Linked DNA regions of Homo sapiens: region 2 is linked to region 1. Evidence: chromatin loops called from intact Hi-C (ENCODE). Cell type or tissue: PC-9. All regions are shown on one strand.

Region 1 (8,000 bases):
GGTGTGTTATTAAAAGTCTGCAGAAAATCTAGGAAGAAATCACATCTTGAGCCCTCTAGGAGAACATGCGACCCAGGAATACAGATTCCAAACAGAGCCCCGTGCATCATTTGACACACCCCGCATTTTAGCTATTTTGTTGCTTTTGAATTTACCAAACCTTACAAGTCATCAGAGTTTCTATTAAAAACAAAAACAAAAACAAAAAAAACCCAGACTTAGATTTCTCTTGCAAAAGGAATGCTGGCAACATAAGACCCACGTTCTTACGTGGTGACAATGGGCTGGAACTAAAATCTGGGAGACAGACTCGCAATAACTGTATTTGCTCAGTGTATTTGCTCTGTATGAATTCACTGTTTGTATATTTGCTCTTTTTTTTGAGATGGAGTCTCACTCTGTCACCCAGGCTACAGTGCAATGGCATGATCTCGGCTCACTGCAACCTCCATCTCCTGTGTTCAAGCGATTCTCCTGCCTCAGCCTCCCGAGTAGCTGGGACTACAGGTGCACCCCACCACGCCTGGCTAATTTTTGTATTTTTAGTAGAGACAGGGTTTCACCATGTTGGCCAGGATTGTCTCGATCTCTTGACCTCATGATCCGCCCACCTCGGCCTCCCAAAGTGCTAGGATTACAGGGGTAAGCCACTGTGCCCGGCCATCTGCTCTCATTTTTAAAGATATAATTTACATACAATAAAATGCATGAGTCAGCCAGGCGCGGTGGCTCATGCCTGTAATCCCAGCACTTTGGGAGGGTGAGGCAGGAGAATCACTTGAACCCAGGAGACAGAAGTTTAAGTGAGCTGAGATGGCGCCATTGCACTCCATCCTGGGTGATAGAGTGAGACTTGGTCAAAAAAAAAAAAAAAAGCATAAGTGTTCATCCTTCAATTCACGGGGTTTTACCAATTGTATATACCGTATAATTACCACCCAATTCAAGATAATAGAAATTTCCATCACCTCTGAGAGCACACTCCCACCCTCTTCCAGTTGTTCACTGGGTCCTGTTCTTTGACTTCTGTCACCACAAATCCATCTTTCCTGTTCTTGAGCCTCACATAAATTGAATCATAAGGTCTGTACTCTTTTCATGTCAGCTTTTTTTTTTTTTTTTTTTTTTTTTTTTTGAGATGGAGTCTTGCTCTGTCTCACCCAGGCTGGAGTCCAGTGGCGTGATCCTGGCTTACTGCAGCCTCCACCTCCTGGGTTCAAGCAATTCTCCTGTCTCAGCCTCACGAGTAACTGGGACCACAGGCGCACACCACCACAGCAGGATAATTTAATTTTATATTTTTGGAAGAGACAGCGTTTTACAACATAGGCCAGGCTGGTCTCGAACTCCTGACCTCAGGCGATCCACCCACCTCGGCCTCCCAAAGTGCTGGGATCACAGGTGTGACCACCGCACCCAGCCCAGGTCAGCTCCTTTTGCTCAGCATAATGTTTCGTAGAGTCTTCGATTCATCCGTGGTGTTGCGTGGGTTGGGTAGTTCATTCCTTTCGATGAAAGTTTTTCACGGTGTTGGATGCACCGCAGTTTGTTTCTTCACTCACCTGTCGATGGAACTGGTGTTGTTTCCACTTAGAAACAGTTTTGAATAAGGCCACCATGAACACTTGTGTGCACAACTTTTTGGGAACATATGTCTCCATTTCTCTTGATAAATACCTAAGAGTGAAATTGCTGGGTCATGGGGGAGGTGTATGGTAACTTTATTTATTTATTTATTTAATTTTATTTTTTAGATGGAGTTTCGCCTTGTCACCCAGGCTGGAGTGCAATGGCACGGTCTTGGCTCACTGCAACCTCCATCTGCCTCCCAGGTTCAAATGATTCTCCTGCCTCAGCCTCCTGAGTAGCTGGGATTACAGGGGCCCACCACAACACCCAGCTAATTTTTGTATTTTTAGTAGAGACGAGTGCAGGCTGGTCTTGAACTCCTGACCTTGTGATCCACCCACCTTGGCCTCCCAAAGTGCTGCGATTACAGGCATGAGCCACCGCGCTCGGCAAAGTGTATGGTAACTTTATAAGAAATGTCCAAATAGTTCTCTAAAGTGGTTATACAGTTCTTTTTTTTTTTTTTTTTTTTTTTGAATTGAGATCTCATTCTGTTGCCTCGAGTGTAGTGGCACTATCATGGCTCACTGCAGCCTTGAACTCCTGGGCTCAAACGATTCTCCCACCTCAGTCTCCTGAGTAGCTGGGACTACAGGTGCACACTGCTATGTCCATCTAATTCTTCCTATTTTGTGTAGAGATGAGGGTCTCACTGAGTTACCCAGACTGGCCTCTAACTCCTGGCCTCAAGAGATCCTCCTGCCTCAGCTTCCCAAAGCTCTGAGATGATAGCATGAGCCCCTGCACTCCACCTCTCCTATTCTTTATAGCACTGAGGGTAAAAATGAAAAACCTGACAGAGAAACAATCGGAGGTGACAAGCCAAGGGTCGAGCAGGCCACATCTGGCCCTCAAGGATGCGTAATCATGAAACTTTGCAGAACTTCTCTAGAACAATCAGAAGTTCTGACCCCATTGGGCCTGTCTTCCCCCACGTGGAGCTGGGTCGTGGCTGTCCTCTTCAGCTGGGACACATGCTCTCGGGTCAGCCTCAGCTCCACCTGCCCGGCTTCACTCACTACCACGCCTCTTCTGTAGACACCCTGCACATGGCTAAGGCTCCCCAGACATTCCCAAGAAGTCAGGACTGGACCCCAGGTTGGCGAAGCAGTGCACCCTCGGTGGCACCCCACTGCCTTTCCTGGTGCTGTGGCCTCTGCTGCAGATCACAGATTCATGGCCTTCTGTCTGTCCCTCTTCTCCAATCCCAGCTGTTCCTTCTGTAAATCTGTCCCCCAGGGCAGGTCCCTCCCCCAAAGGCCCCATTCATACTGGTGTTGGTCAGTCACCCAGTGTTTGCTCACCCAGGCCACCCTTTATCCAGTCAAGCCACCCTCCACTGCTCCTGCAGGACTCTAGAGCCAGGTGGCCTGGGCTGAAATCTTGCTGTGTCACTTACAACCCGGGTGATCCTGGGCCGATGACTCATCTCCTCTACCTCTGTTACCTCGTCAGTAAGATAGAGATAACAGGACCTAACTTCGAGGGTTGTTGGAAAGACCAAGTGAGTAAAGGCATGTTGTGCCCTTAGAGCCTGGCACGTGTTCATCACTGCTATTATTTCTGGCTACTCGGTGCCAGGACAGGGGCCTCAGCTGAGGGCCCCCCAGAGCCTGGCAGGCCCAGTGAAGGAGTGAGATGGGGAGGCCACGACTCCTCCCCAGTCAGCAGCTGTCCTGTGGCCATGGGGGCCTGGTGAGGCCAGATCTTCAGGTTGTTCTAGAAAAGTGAGTATTCTAGAATTATGTTTCAAGCCTCTTGGTTTGCAAATACTAGTAACTATTTTTAAAATGTTTTGGTATTTGGCCTGGCACAGTGTTTGACCCCTGTAATCCCAGCACTTTGGGAGGCCAAGGTGGGAGGATCACTTAAACCCAGGAGTTGGAGACCAGCCTGGGCAACATAGCAAGATTCTCTCTCTACCAAAAAAATGAAAAAATTAGCTGGGTGTGGTGGTGCACGCCTGTAGTCCCAGCTACTCGGGAGGCTGTGGTGGGAGGATCACTTGAGCCCAGGAGGATGAGCCTGCAGCAAGCTGTGATGCCACCACTGCACTCCAGCCTGGGTGACAGAGTGAGATCCTGTCTCAGAAATAAAAAGTAAATAAAGTTTTGGATGCTTTGAGCATCTGGCAGAAATCTTCGCTATGCCCCGCTGATGTCCTGGGCCCGATGTGGGCGCCTGGCCATGGCTCGGTCACTCCTGACGGTTTTTCAGGGCCTCAGACACCTCTTCTTCTTCTTCTTCTTCTTTTTTTGAGACTGATTTTCGCTCTTGTTGCCCAGGCTGGAGTGCAATGGTGTAATCTCGGCTCACCACAACCTCCGCCTCCCGGATTCAAGTGATTCTCCTGCCTCAGCCTCCCGAGTAGCTGGGACCACAGGCATGCACCACCATACCCGGCTAACTTTGTATTTTTAGTAGAGATGGGGTTTCTCCATGTTGGTCAGGCTGGTCTCGAACTCTCGACTTCAGGCAGACACCTGTTCTTTGCCATGCCTCTGTCTGAAGAGTATATGGAAAGGGGTTGCACAAGCAATGGTTGCTGTTCCTGTTGCTGCCACTGCGGTGAGGGCTGTGGCTGGACGTCCCTCCTGGCACTTTGCCTCTGTCCCCTCCATCCGCCGCCAGCATTTTTCCTCCCCTCCCCTTCCTCCAGCTCGTCCCAAGCCTGCCTGTCCCCAGCGTGGAGGCGGGACAGTGGAAGACTGGGTGAGTGAAGCAGGATGGTGCCTTGGGCTCCAGCGTCTCCCCAACCCCTCCATGCCATGGGTCCCCACGCAGGTGAGGACCCTGGTGGAGGACGGTGTGGGCAGAGCGTGGGACATGTCACCTTCCCCACCTGCTCAGAGTTCAAGGGTCCTGGGCTGGGCCCCGTTCTCTCTTCTGCCCTGGGGAGATCATTCACGCTTCCTTTAATCCCCGCTGCAGCTGAGGCTGGAGTTTGGAGTTTGACCCGCTTGGAGGCTCTCTCAGCAGCGGGCATATAGGAGGAAGGGTCACTGCTGTCTCCGGAAGCTCTTGGCTGCAAAGAGAGAGGATCCCGGGTATCTCCCTCCTTACAACCACCGCCACCTCCTAGTGCCTTAGAAGCCACTGACAGCCCCCAGGGCAGGTGAGCCCTGCATCTGGAATAAGGTAAGACACCCCCTGCCCCCAAACAGGTAGCCACTCTCCAAACTGGGAAGTTGGTCTGGGGACAGGTGCTGGCAGAAGGACTCCAGCTGTCACCTGTGGGGCAGGGGAAGCTCAGCCCTCTCTGCAGAGAAAGCTTGTCATACACCAGGACAATGGAGTGTGTTTGTGGGGTGGGCATGGTGGTATGAAGCCAGCAGCCGGCAGCCAGCAGCACCGTACGTGGGTCCCAGCTCTTCCACTTAACCAAGGTCAGGGACATTGAGCCAAACATTTTGCCTCACCGAGTCTCAGGTTCCTTATCTGTCAAATGGGAATATGAACCTCAGGCTGACCCACCCCACAGGTGTGTTACCCAGAGATAACGAAGGTAAATGTATCCACATAAGCATTAAAAAGCTATAGGAATGTATTTACTACAACTGCAGCTGCTGTTAACTACAAGGCAAATACAAGTCTTCACTGGTACGTGTCAGACACGTGCAGAGAACTTTACGCCTGGATCTCATCTAACTGACACAGAAACCCTGTAAGGTAGGTACAGCACCCCCTAATTCATGGACAGAGTCTAAGGGTCATTAAATAACTTGCTCAAGGTAATACAGATAGTGAGTGGCCAAGCCAAGACTCAATTCCTGTGGCCATGAGCTCAGCCACAATATCAGTGATTTTCTTTTTCTTTCCTTTCTTTCTTTTTCTCTTTCTTTCTTTTTCTTTCTTTTCCTTTCTTTTCTTTGTTCTTTCTTTCTTTCCTTCTTTCTTTTATTTCTTTCCTTATTCCTTTCTTTCCCTTTCTTTCTCCTTCCTTCTTTCCTTCCTTCCCTCCCTCCCACCTCTCTGTTTCTCTTTCTTTTCCCTTTTTTCTTTCTTTCTTTCTTTCTTCTCTCTCTTTTATTATTTATTTCTTCCTTTCTTTCCCTTTCTCCTTCCTTCTTTCCTTCTTTGCCTCCTCTCTCTCTCTGTGTGTGTTTTCTGTTCTCTCTCTCTCTCGTTTCTTTTCTGTCTTTTCTTTCACAGGGTCTCTCTGTGTTGCCCAGGCTGAAATGTAGTACTATCATAGCTCACCAGCATGCCCTGCTAACTTTTTTATTTTTATTTTTTGTACAAATGGGGTCTCCCTGTGTTGCCTTGGCTGGTCTCAATCTCCTGAACTCAAGCGATTCTCCCGCCTCAGCCTTGCAAAGTGCTGGGATTACAGGCATGAGCCACTGCACCCTACCAATCAGTGGTTTTCAAATGGTGTTCTGCTGAATTATTCTGGGCAATAGTTGACAGAAGTGTCCTAGCCCATTGGGCATCCTGCAGATAGGACTTGGAAAAATGCTGTCCCTTTTTTGGGCGGTCACAGCGTGCAAAGGATCTATAGCAAAGGCTCTAAAAATCCCACATTTATTTGTTGTACCAACATTTATTGCATGCCTGTTTTGGGGACACAATGAGAGTGACAGAGACATGGACCTTTCTTTATGGGGCTTGCTGTGCAGTGCAGACAAGGGGTAATCACACACATCAAGTGTTACACTTGATTAGACTGTGATGAGAAGTTGTGTTTGCCATGAAAGCAAAAAGCTTGGGGACCCAATTTATATTGAGGCCAAGAGGGGGCTCCTTTGGGGATATACAGCAGGCTGACATCTAAAGGATGAGTAGGAGCTTGTCCAGCAAAGAGTGCAGGGAAGAGCATCCCAGGCAGAGGGAACAGAATGGCAAAGACCCTGAGGCCAGAAATCGTGTTCCAGGAATAAAATGAATGCTAGTATGTGGTGGGGTTGGAAGCACAACAAAGCACCCCAGCAGCATGGAGATGTTTTGAGCAGGAAAATGATCTGATCTGACTCATACTTAAAGATTTCTCTGGCTTCCGTGTGAGGGGCGGATTAAAAGGAAGCAAGGCTGGGTGAGGTGGCTCATGCCTGCAACCTCAGTGCTTTGGGAGGCCAAGTTGGGAGGATTGCTTGAGGCCTGGAGTTTGAGACCCGTCTGGGCAACATAGCAAGACCCCGTCTCTACAAAAAAATTACAAAATAAGAAGTTAGCTGGAGGCCAGGCATGGTGGCTCACACCTGTAATCCCAGCACTGTGCAGGGATCATTTGAGCCCATGGGGTTGAGGCTGCAGGAGCTGTGTTTGTGTCACTGCACTTTAGCCCAGGCAACAGAGTGAAACCCTGTCTCAAAAAATAAAAAATTAGCTAGGCATGTTGGCATGTACCTGTGGTCCCACCTACTTGGGAGACGGAGGTGGGAGGATCCCTTGAGCACAGATGTTCGAGAGTTTGAGGCCACAGTGAGCTCTGATGGCACCATTGCACTGCGGCTTGGTCAAGGGAACAAGACCCTGTCTCTAAAAATTAAGTAAATTAAAACAAAAATAAAATAATAAAATAAAAAGGAAGGAAGAATGGATATCGGGGAGGTAAGACTGGAGGGTCTTTCTCTAACCTAGACAGAAGTGATGGTGGCTCAGACAAGGGTGATAGCACTAAAAATGAGGGAAAATGTGTGGATTTATTATGTTTTGGAAGTAAGAGAGAATGGAATTGGGAGTGAATAGATTCTGGGAGGTGAGAAAGAGATGCTATAAATTCTTCGATGAGACATTTACATACCAGGCACTCTTGGTGCTTAGATGTAGTGCCTGGCACATAGAGGTGCTCACAGACCACTTGATAAGTGAACAAATGGACTAATGCCTTATAGATGACTCAGGTTTCTGGCAGGAGTGGCAGAGTGGCTGCAGCTGTCATTTAGTGAGGTGGGGAAGACTGGAAGAAGCACGTGCTTGGGCTGGAAAGCTTGGTCTGTAACTCGCACGTGTGAACTTTCAGACATCTATTAAGTAACAATGAGAAGCCGGGCACGGTGGCTCACGCCTGTAATCCCAGCACTTTGGGAGGCCGAGGCGGGTGGATCACCCGAGGTCAGGAGTTCAAGACAAGCTGGGCAACATGGTGAAACCCCATCTCTACTAAAAACACAAAAATTAGCCAGGCGTGGTGACACATGCCTGTAATCCCAGCTACTCGGGAGGCTGAGGCGGGAGAATCGCTTGAACCCGGGAGGCAGAGGTTGCAGTGAGCAGAGATTGCACCACTGCACTCCAGCCTGGGTAACAGAGCGAGACTCTGCCTTGGGGGCAAAAAAAAAAAAAAAAAAAAAATATATATATATATATATATATATATATATCCATGAGAGATGCCACGTTGGCATTTGGATGGACAGGTCTGGGCTCAG
Region 2 (8,000 bases), 200 kb after region 1:
TGTCTCAAAACAAAAACAAAAACAAAAAACAAACAAACAAAAAAGGCCAGGTGCGGTGGCTCCCAGCACTTTGGGAGGCCAAGGTGGGAGGATGGATCACTGGAGCCCAGGAGTTCGAGACAAGCCTGGGTGACATAGTAATACCTCCCTCTCTACAAAATAAATAATTATTTTTATATTTTTGAGATGGAGTCTCACTGGTTCACCCAGGCTGGAGTACAGTGGCACGATCTCGGCTCACCGCAACCTCTTCCTCCCGGGTTCAAGTGATTCTCATGCCTCAGCCTCCTGAGTATCTGAGATTACAGGTGTGAGCCACCACACCTGTAATTTGTGGCTAATTCTTGTATTTTTAGTAGAGATGGGGTTTCATCATGTTCGCCAGGCTGGTCTCGATCTCCTTACCTCAAGTAATCGCCTGCTTCGGCCTCCCAAAGTACTGGAATTACAGGCGTGAGCCATGGCACCCAGCCAACAATTTGTTTAAATAACAACAAAAAGAAACTATGTTAGTGTTTGCTCAAGTCTTTTTTTTTTTTTTTTTTTGAGACAGAGTCTCACTCTGTCACCCAGGCTAGAGTGCAGTGGTGTGATCTCGGCTCACTGCAACCTCTGCCTCCTGGGTTCATGTGATTCTCCTGCCTCAGCCTCCCAAGTAGCTGGGATTACAGGCTTGTGCCACCAAACCCGGCTAATTTTCATATTTTTAATAGAGACAGGGTTTTGCAATGTTAGCCAGGCTGGTTTCAAACTCCTGACCTCAGGTGATCAGCCTGCCTTGGCCTCCCAAAGTGCTGGGATTACAGGTGTGAGCCACCGTGTCCAGCCTGATTTTTGTTTATTTATTGGCTTTTTTGATTTTGTTTTTTTGTTTTTGTTTTTGTTTTTGTTTTTGTTTTGTTTTTTTGTGACTTGCTCTGTCACCCAGGCTGGAGTGCAGTGATGTGATGTGATCACAGCTCACTGCAGTGCTGACCTCCCCAAACCCAAGTGATCCTCCTGCCTCAGCCTCCCTAGTAGCTGGGACTACAGGCATGCACCACCACGTTCTGCTAATTTTTAAACTTTTTGTAGAGTTGGGGCCTGTCTCTGTTGCCTAGGCCAGTCTAGAACTCCTGGGCTCAAGTGACACTCCTGCCTCGGTCTCTCAAAGTGCTGGGATTACAGGCACGGGCCACCATGCCCAACCTTGCTCAAGTCTTTATAGGCCAAGGTTAAGGCCTAGTTGAGAAGAGGGGTCAGAGGAGCTGGCTAGAGTTTGGTCAAGGAGACAGTCTTTGCCATTGGAAAGTCATTTGCTCCTTTTTGAGTTGTGTGAATATAGGATTTGTTCATCCATTCACCTTTTGATGAACATTTGGGTTGTGTCCAGTTTTGGACCAGTGTAAATTGGCTGCAATGAACATTCTTAATTTATTTCTCTTAGATAAATGTTTAGGAGTGGAAGTGCTTAGTCATAGGGTGGGGACATATGTAACTACCACACTAATATCCAAAGTGATTTATCAGTTGACACTTCCCACCAGCTACATAGCAGAACTTGCAGTTTCTCCATATCCTTGTTAACGTTCTGTATTGTCCGTGGGTGTGAAATAGCATCTCATGGTTTTAAGTCATATTTCCCTGGCGACTAATAAGCGCTTTTTCATGTACTTATTGGCCATTCCCATGTCATCTTTTGTGAACTGTCTGTTTTGCACATTTTTGTTGGTGATACTGTTGTTTTATATTTGTTGGAGTGTATTATATATTCTGGATAGGAATTTTTTTTTTTTTTGAGATGGAGTCCCACTCTGTCACCCAGGCTGGAGTGCAGTGGTGCAATCTCGGCTCACTACAACCTCAGCCTCCCAGGCTCAAGCAATTCTCCTGCCTCAGCCTCCCAAGTAGTTGGGACTATAGGCATGCACCATCACACTCGGCTAATTTTTCTATTTTTAGTAGAGACGGGGTTTCACTATGTTGGCCAGGCTGGTCTTGAACTCCTGACCTCAGGCGATCCTCCCACCTCGGCCTCCCAAAGTGCTGGGATTACAGGCATGAGCCACTGCGCCCAGCCTGGAATATTTTTATCAGATATATATATGTTGTAAATACACACACACACACATATATACATGAAACATATATATATATGAAAATGTAAAATACCATTTGCAATAGCATCAGGCCAGGCACGGTGGCTCATACCTGTAATCCCAGCACTTTGGGAGGCCAAGGTGGGAGGATCCCTTGAGCCCAGGACTTTGAGCAACATAGGCAACATAGTGAGACCTTGTCTCTACAAGAAAGTGAACCAAATTAGCTGGGTATGGTGGCGAGTACCTGTAGTCACAGCTACTTGGGAGGCTGAGGTGAGAGGATAGCTTGAGACTGGGAGGGTTGAAGCTGCAGTGATCTGTGATCATACCACTGCACTCCAGCCTGGGTGACAGAGAGATCCTGTCCCAAAAAAAGAAAAAAGGAAAAACAGCATAAAAACAGTAGCATCAAAAATCATTAGAATAACTCTAATGAAAGACATGAAAACACCTTTACCAGAAAAGTATTGTGAGAGAATACTTTTACTCTCTCACTAAAATATTGGTGAGAGAAATTAATAAATACTTAAATAAGGAAGAGGTTACTTTGTTCATATATTAGAAGACCTGATATTAAGATGTCTGTTCTCCCCAAATTGATCTATGGAGTCAATGCAATCCCAGTTAAAATCCTATTTGTTTTTTTTTTTGAAGAAACTAACAAGTTGATTCTAAAATTTATATGGAAATGCAAAATATCTAGAATAGCAAAAAAAAAAAAAAAAGAGCAAAGTTGGAGAACTTAAACTGCTAATTTTTTATACCACTTAATTTTAAGACTTACTATAAAGCTACACTAATCAAAACATTGGTCTTGACATCACAATAGACAAATATATCAGTGAAACTGAGTCCAGAAATAGACCTGCATACGTACTGTCAGTTGATTTTTGCCCAGAGCGAGTAAGTCAATTTTCTGGTGGAAGGAAGGAAAGTCATTTAATTTCTTTTTTTTTTTTTTAAGAGAGGGTCTTCCTCTGTCGCCCAAGATGGAATGCAGTGGTATGATCATGGCTCACTGCAGCCCCAGCCTCCTGAGCTCAAGTGATCCTCCCACCTCAGCCTCCCAAGTAGCTGGGAATGCAGGTGTGTACTTCCATGTCCAGCTAATGTTTTGTTGTTTTTTGTTTGTAGAGACAGGGTCTCACTGTGTTGCCCAGGTTGGTCTCGAACTCCTGGGCTCAAGCAGTACTCACACCTCAGCCTCCCAAAGTATTGGGATTGTAGGTGTGAGCCACTGCCCAGCCAGGAAATTATTTTTAATGAATAATTCTAGATCAACTGGATATTCACATGAGGAAAGAAATTAACCTTCACCCCATCTCATGCCATACACACAAATTAGTTGGTAATTGTTCATAAACCTAAACATAAAAGCTAGAATCGTAAATCTTACACATGAAAACATGGGAGAATATCTTTGCAACCATGGGGTGGGCAGATATTTTGTGAGTAGAACACAAAATGCACTTACTACAAAGGAAAAATAAATACATTAAGAAAATGTACAGGCAAACCATATAATATTTGCAATACGTGGTAAGGGTTTTATTCTTTTCCCAAAGTACTTTGGTATTACTCAGGTCTGTGGCATCTTGCATGATATTCTGTATTTACTGGCTTTTTGTTGAGTTAGATACAGAACATTGATCCAAGAGAATTTTCTGATTGGGTTTCCCCATTTCTTTTACCTTCGTGTGAATGTTGCTCCCTTTGCCATTTATGCTTTGCCCAATATTCAGTGACTGCTTACAACAGAGACAGATTTTAGATCATATTATTCTTTGTAAAGTAAAGAGACATTAGATGAAAGCAAAAGGCAACACGGGCAGTCTCCTCTGGAAGGGAATTGCAGCCTATATGAGTCTTCCTGGTTATTGAGGATTGAGGCTCAGCTTTTTAGGTGACTCAGCATTTAAGTCCTGGCACATTAACTATATACTAGCCACAGACCTGAAAGGAGGAAGGGAGACGAAGCCTAGCTCTGTTTCAGTACAGCGTCTTTTGCCCTTAAGACTGCTTCCTGGCCAGGCGTGGTGACTCATGCCTGTAATCCCAGCACTTTGAGAGGCTGAGGCGGGCGGATCACTTGAGGTCGGGAGTTCGTGACCAGCCTGGGCAACACGGTGAAACCCCGTCTTTACTAAAAATACAAAAATTAGCCGGGCATGGTGGTGGGTGCCTGTAATCCCAGCTACTATTTAAGTCCTGGCACATTAGCTGTATACTAGCAACAGCCCTGAAAGGAGGAAGGGAGACGAAGCCTAGCTCTGTTTCAGTACAGCGTCTTTTGCCCTTAAGACTTTGCTTCCTGGCCAGGCGTGGTGACTCATGCCTGTAATCCCAGCACTTTGGGAGGCTGAGGCGGGCGGATCACTTGAGGCCAGGAGTTTGTGACCAGCCTGGGCAACACGGTGAAAACCCGTCTCTACTAAAAGTACAAAAATTAGCCGGGCATGGTGGTGGGTGCCTGTAATCCCAGCTACTCGGGAGGCTGAGGCACGAGCATCAGTTGAACCCCGGAGATGGAGGTTGCAGTGAGCCAAGATCATGCCACTGCACTCCAGCCTGGGCGACAGAATGAGAGTCTGTCTCAAAAAAAAAAAAAAAAAAAAAAGATTTTGCTTCCTGCCTTCCGTTTATAAACCAATAATAAAACCAACAGGAAATAGAAACTAAAAATGAAACTAAAAGGTATAAAAGAACAATAGAATTAAAGTTGGAGGTAGTGCCATATCTTACAGACCACAAGCAGCATGCAGTTGAAATTCTAAATCTGAGATTTTAATGCTGAACATAGTTGAATTTTGCAATCTCAAATACATGTACAGTGATGCCTTCGGGTAACAGCTGCCCGCATATATGGTGGTGGCGGTCCCACGGGAATTTTTCAGCTCTATTATCTTATCACCTAGTGACGTAGCTGTCCTAATGTCTTAGCACGGTACATCACTCATGAGCTTATGTGGATGCTGGTGTAAACAAACCTACCGTGCAGCCTGTCCTATAAAAGTGTAACACATACAATTATGTACAATACATGAAACTTGATCATGATAAAAAACTGTGTTAACGGTTTATGTATTTACTATGCTGTACTTTTTATTGTTATTTTAGAATAACAACTTGCTGACTCACCCAGAGCAACTACTTATTAACAAAAAGTTAACTGTAAAAGCCCTCAGGCAGGTCCTTCAGGAAATATTCCAGAAGAAGAAATCATTATCTTGGGAGATGTCAGCTCCATTCATGTTATTGCCCCTGGAGACCTTCCAGGGGAACAAGATGTAGAGGTGGTGGAGAGTGATATTGATGGTGCTGACTCTGTGTAGGCCTAGGATAATGTATGTGATTGTGTCTTAGTTTTTTTTTTCTTTTTTTTTTCTTTTTTTGAGACAGAGTCTGGAGTGTAGTGGCACGATCTTAGTTCACTGCAACCTCCACCTTCCAGGTTCAAGCGATTCTTCTGCCTCAGCCTCCTGAGTAGCTGGGATTACAGGCATGTGCCACCATGCCTGGCTAATTTTTTGTGTTTTTAGAAGAGACGGGGTTTCACCATGTTGTCCAGGAAGGTCTCGAACTCCTGACCTTGTGATCTGCCCACCTCAGCCTCCCAAAGTCCTGAGATTACAGGCGTGAGCCACTGTGCCTGGCTAGCATACACTGCTTTTAAAGTTTACACAGTGTAATGTCCTGCGTCTTCACACTCACTCACCCCTCACTCACTGACTCACCCAGGGCAACTTCCAGCCCTGTAAACTCCATTCAGTGCAGGTGTCCTATAGAGGTGGATCATTTTTAGCCTTTTATACTGTATTTGTAGTGTACTTTTTCTATGTTTAGCTGTGTTTAGATACACAAATACTTAACATTGTGTTACAGTTGCCTTCATTATTCAATACAGTAATGTGCTGTAGAGATTTGTAGCCCAGGAGCAATAGGCTATACCATGTAGCCTGGGTGTGTAGTGGGCTGTACCATCTAGGTTTCCGTAAGTGCTCTCTGTGCTGTCTGTACAACGAAATCACCTAAGAATGCATTTCTCAGAATGCATCCCCATTGTTAAGCAACACATGACTTTATGCGCACAAACAGATACACACACGTACACATACGCATATCATTTAAACAACTCAAGTGTTATGAGGGATAAAACAAATGTTCAGGGGTAGGAACATCTAAATCCAGGTGGGTATGTTTCAAAACCCACATTATGGCTCACGTCTCTAATCCCAGCACTTTGGGAAGCGGCAGTGGATGGATTCAACACCAGCCTGGGCAACAAGATGAAACCCCATCTCTACAAAAAATACAAAAATTAGCTGGGTGTGGTGGTGTGTGCCTGTAGTCCCAGCTACTTGGGAGGCTGAGGTGGGAGAGACACCTGAGCCCAGGGAGGTTGAGGGTGCAGTGAGCTGTGATCACACCACTGCACTCTAGCCTGGGCAACACAGTGAGATCCTGTCTCAAAAAAAAAAAAAAAAAAGAAAAGAAAAGAAAAGAAAAGAAAAAAAAGGAAGGAAAACATACATTAAACCTTCAGTTACCTAGTTAATAGAATTAAGTTCCGCAGCTGAGGAAACTGCCTCAACCTAGATCTATAAAGCTGAGTCTGCCTTGTAGGGTCCTACGAGGTTTGTGTGTGTTCATATTTGTCAAGCATTTGGAATAATGCCTGGCACATAGTAAGCACACGGTGTCACTTAAAGAAGTAAATGAGGCTCCAGCTTGATCCTTATAAGCTGGGTGAATGGGGAGGCCCCGTCTCATTCCCTGAAGCCTCAGATGAGGAAATGGCTATTGGAGGGGATTTCACACCTTTCAGAAGGACCCATTGTTCCAATTGAGCTCTTGGAGATAGGACTCAGTCAGTAAATGCTTCTTGAATGAGTAGGTGGTTGGACCAGATCAGTGTTTCCCGTGGGAGGAATGTGAGATGGTTTTGGGTGGTACACAGATGTTTTACATGTTAATAGATATTTATTACAGCATTGTGCTAGCAGAAAATATTGGGCAGCACATTTGACCTGAGTGTTTTTTAAAAAGTGAGTGATTTAAAAACACAGTAACTTGAACAGGCAGCATGTGAATGTCATGGAAACTGAAAGCATTTGTGGATTGAAAGAAGAGTGGGAAAATCTCTGAGGTCTTTCCACATCTGAGACGTTTGGTTCTTTGAATCCGGGCTTTAAATATGAAATCAGGATATAAAAATAGAAGTGATATTCTCTGGGTTTTGTGAGCAGAGATGTGTAATGGAAATTGACAGGCAGAACTGGATGTGCAGCCTCGTGGAAGGTGCAGAGATAACAGTGTATTAACACTTTGGTGTCTGCTGTGGGCAGCCTTGCGTGTGTATACATCATTTAACAAAATTGGGAACATCCTATACATACAAACAATAATCGGGTTGGTTCACCTGATACTGTAACTCTGTGTTCAGTTTTAGATGGGATCATTTGGTCATTGTATATGTGTGTGTTTCAGGCTTTTTGTACCTGTCGTCGCAGTGCCTTGCAGTATGACTGTGCCAGTTTAAGCTTCGGGCAGCTCAAGCACCCTCTTCCTCGTCTTGGCCAATGCCAAGTTAGATTAAACAATACTTTTGTTGACAATTTGATAGGAGAAATATAACTCTCTGTTTTTACTTTCATTTCGGGTTTTTTACATTATTGATAAGGCTGAGCTTTTGGTGTGTTCATTGATCTGTTGTGTTTCTTTTGTGAACTGCCCCCAAGTTTGCCTTTTGTCTTAATTTTTTCCTCTGGGATTTTAGGGTTTTTTATTTATTTGTTTTTAAGAGTCCTTCATAATGTAAAGATGTTAGTATTTTGTGACATGTTAGTTATTTCTCCTAGTTTATTTTAGAGACCGTCTCGCTCTGTCACCCAGGCTGGGGTGCAGTGGCGCAATCCTAGC

Evidence for each region. A loop is a pair of places that touch in the nucleus more often than their neighbours do. Peaks named below come from ENCODE experiments on the same cell type or tissue, not always from the same donor. Only the 100,000 strongest peaks of a DNase experiment are listed, where the experiment ranks them.
Region 2: a loop joins it to region 1, with 8 times the contacts of the local background. A loop is called at or near these places in 9 of 110 quality-filtered maps.

Annotation. Positions count from the first base shown.
Region 1 is chr16:24,841,672-24,849,671 of GRCh38, forward strand. It overlaps SLC5A11 (solute carrier family 5 member 11), which reads left to right and starts at 4,292. Exons shown (of 17, transcript NM_001352248.3): 1 at 4,292-4,341; 2 at 4,561-4,767. In PC-9, no CTCF peak of the experiment used is centred here; DNase peaks (open chromatin) are centred at 3,010, 3,350, 6,630 and 7,450; H3K27ac peaks cover 2,332 bases.
Region 2 is chr16:25,044,709-25,052,708 of GRCh38, forward strand. No RefSeq gene overlaps it. Among named protein-coding and RNA genes, the nearest start is that of LINC02175, 18 kb to the right of the region's middle. RefSeq lists a silencer at 4,820-5,114. In PC-9, no CTCF peak of the experiment used is centred here; DNase peaks (open chromatin) are centred at 4,023, 4,383, 5,173 and 6,933; H3K4me3 peaks cover 2,394 bases; H3K27ac peaks cover 3,441 bases.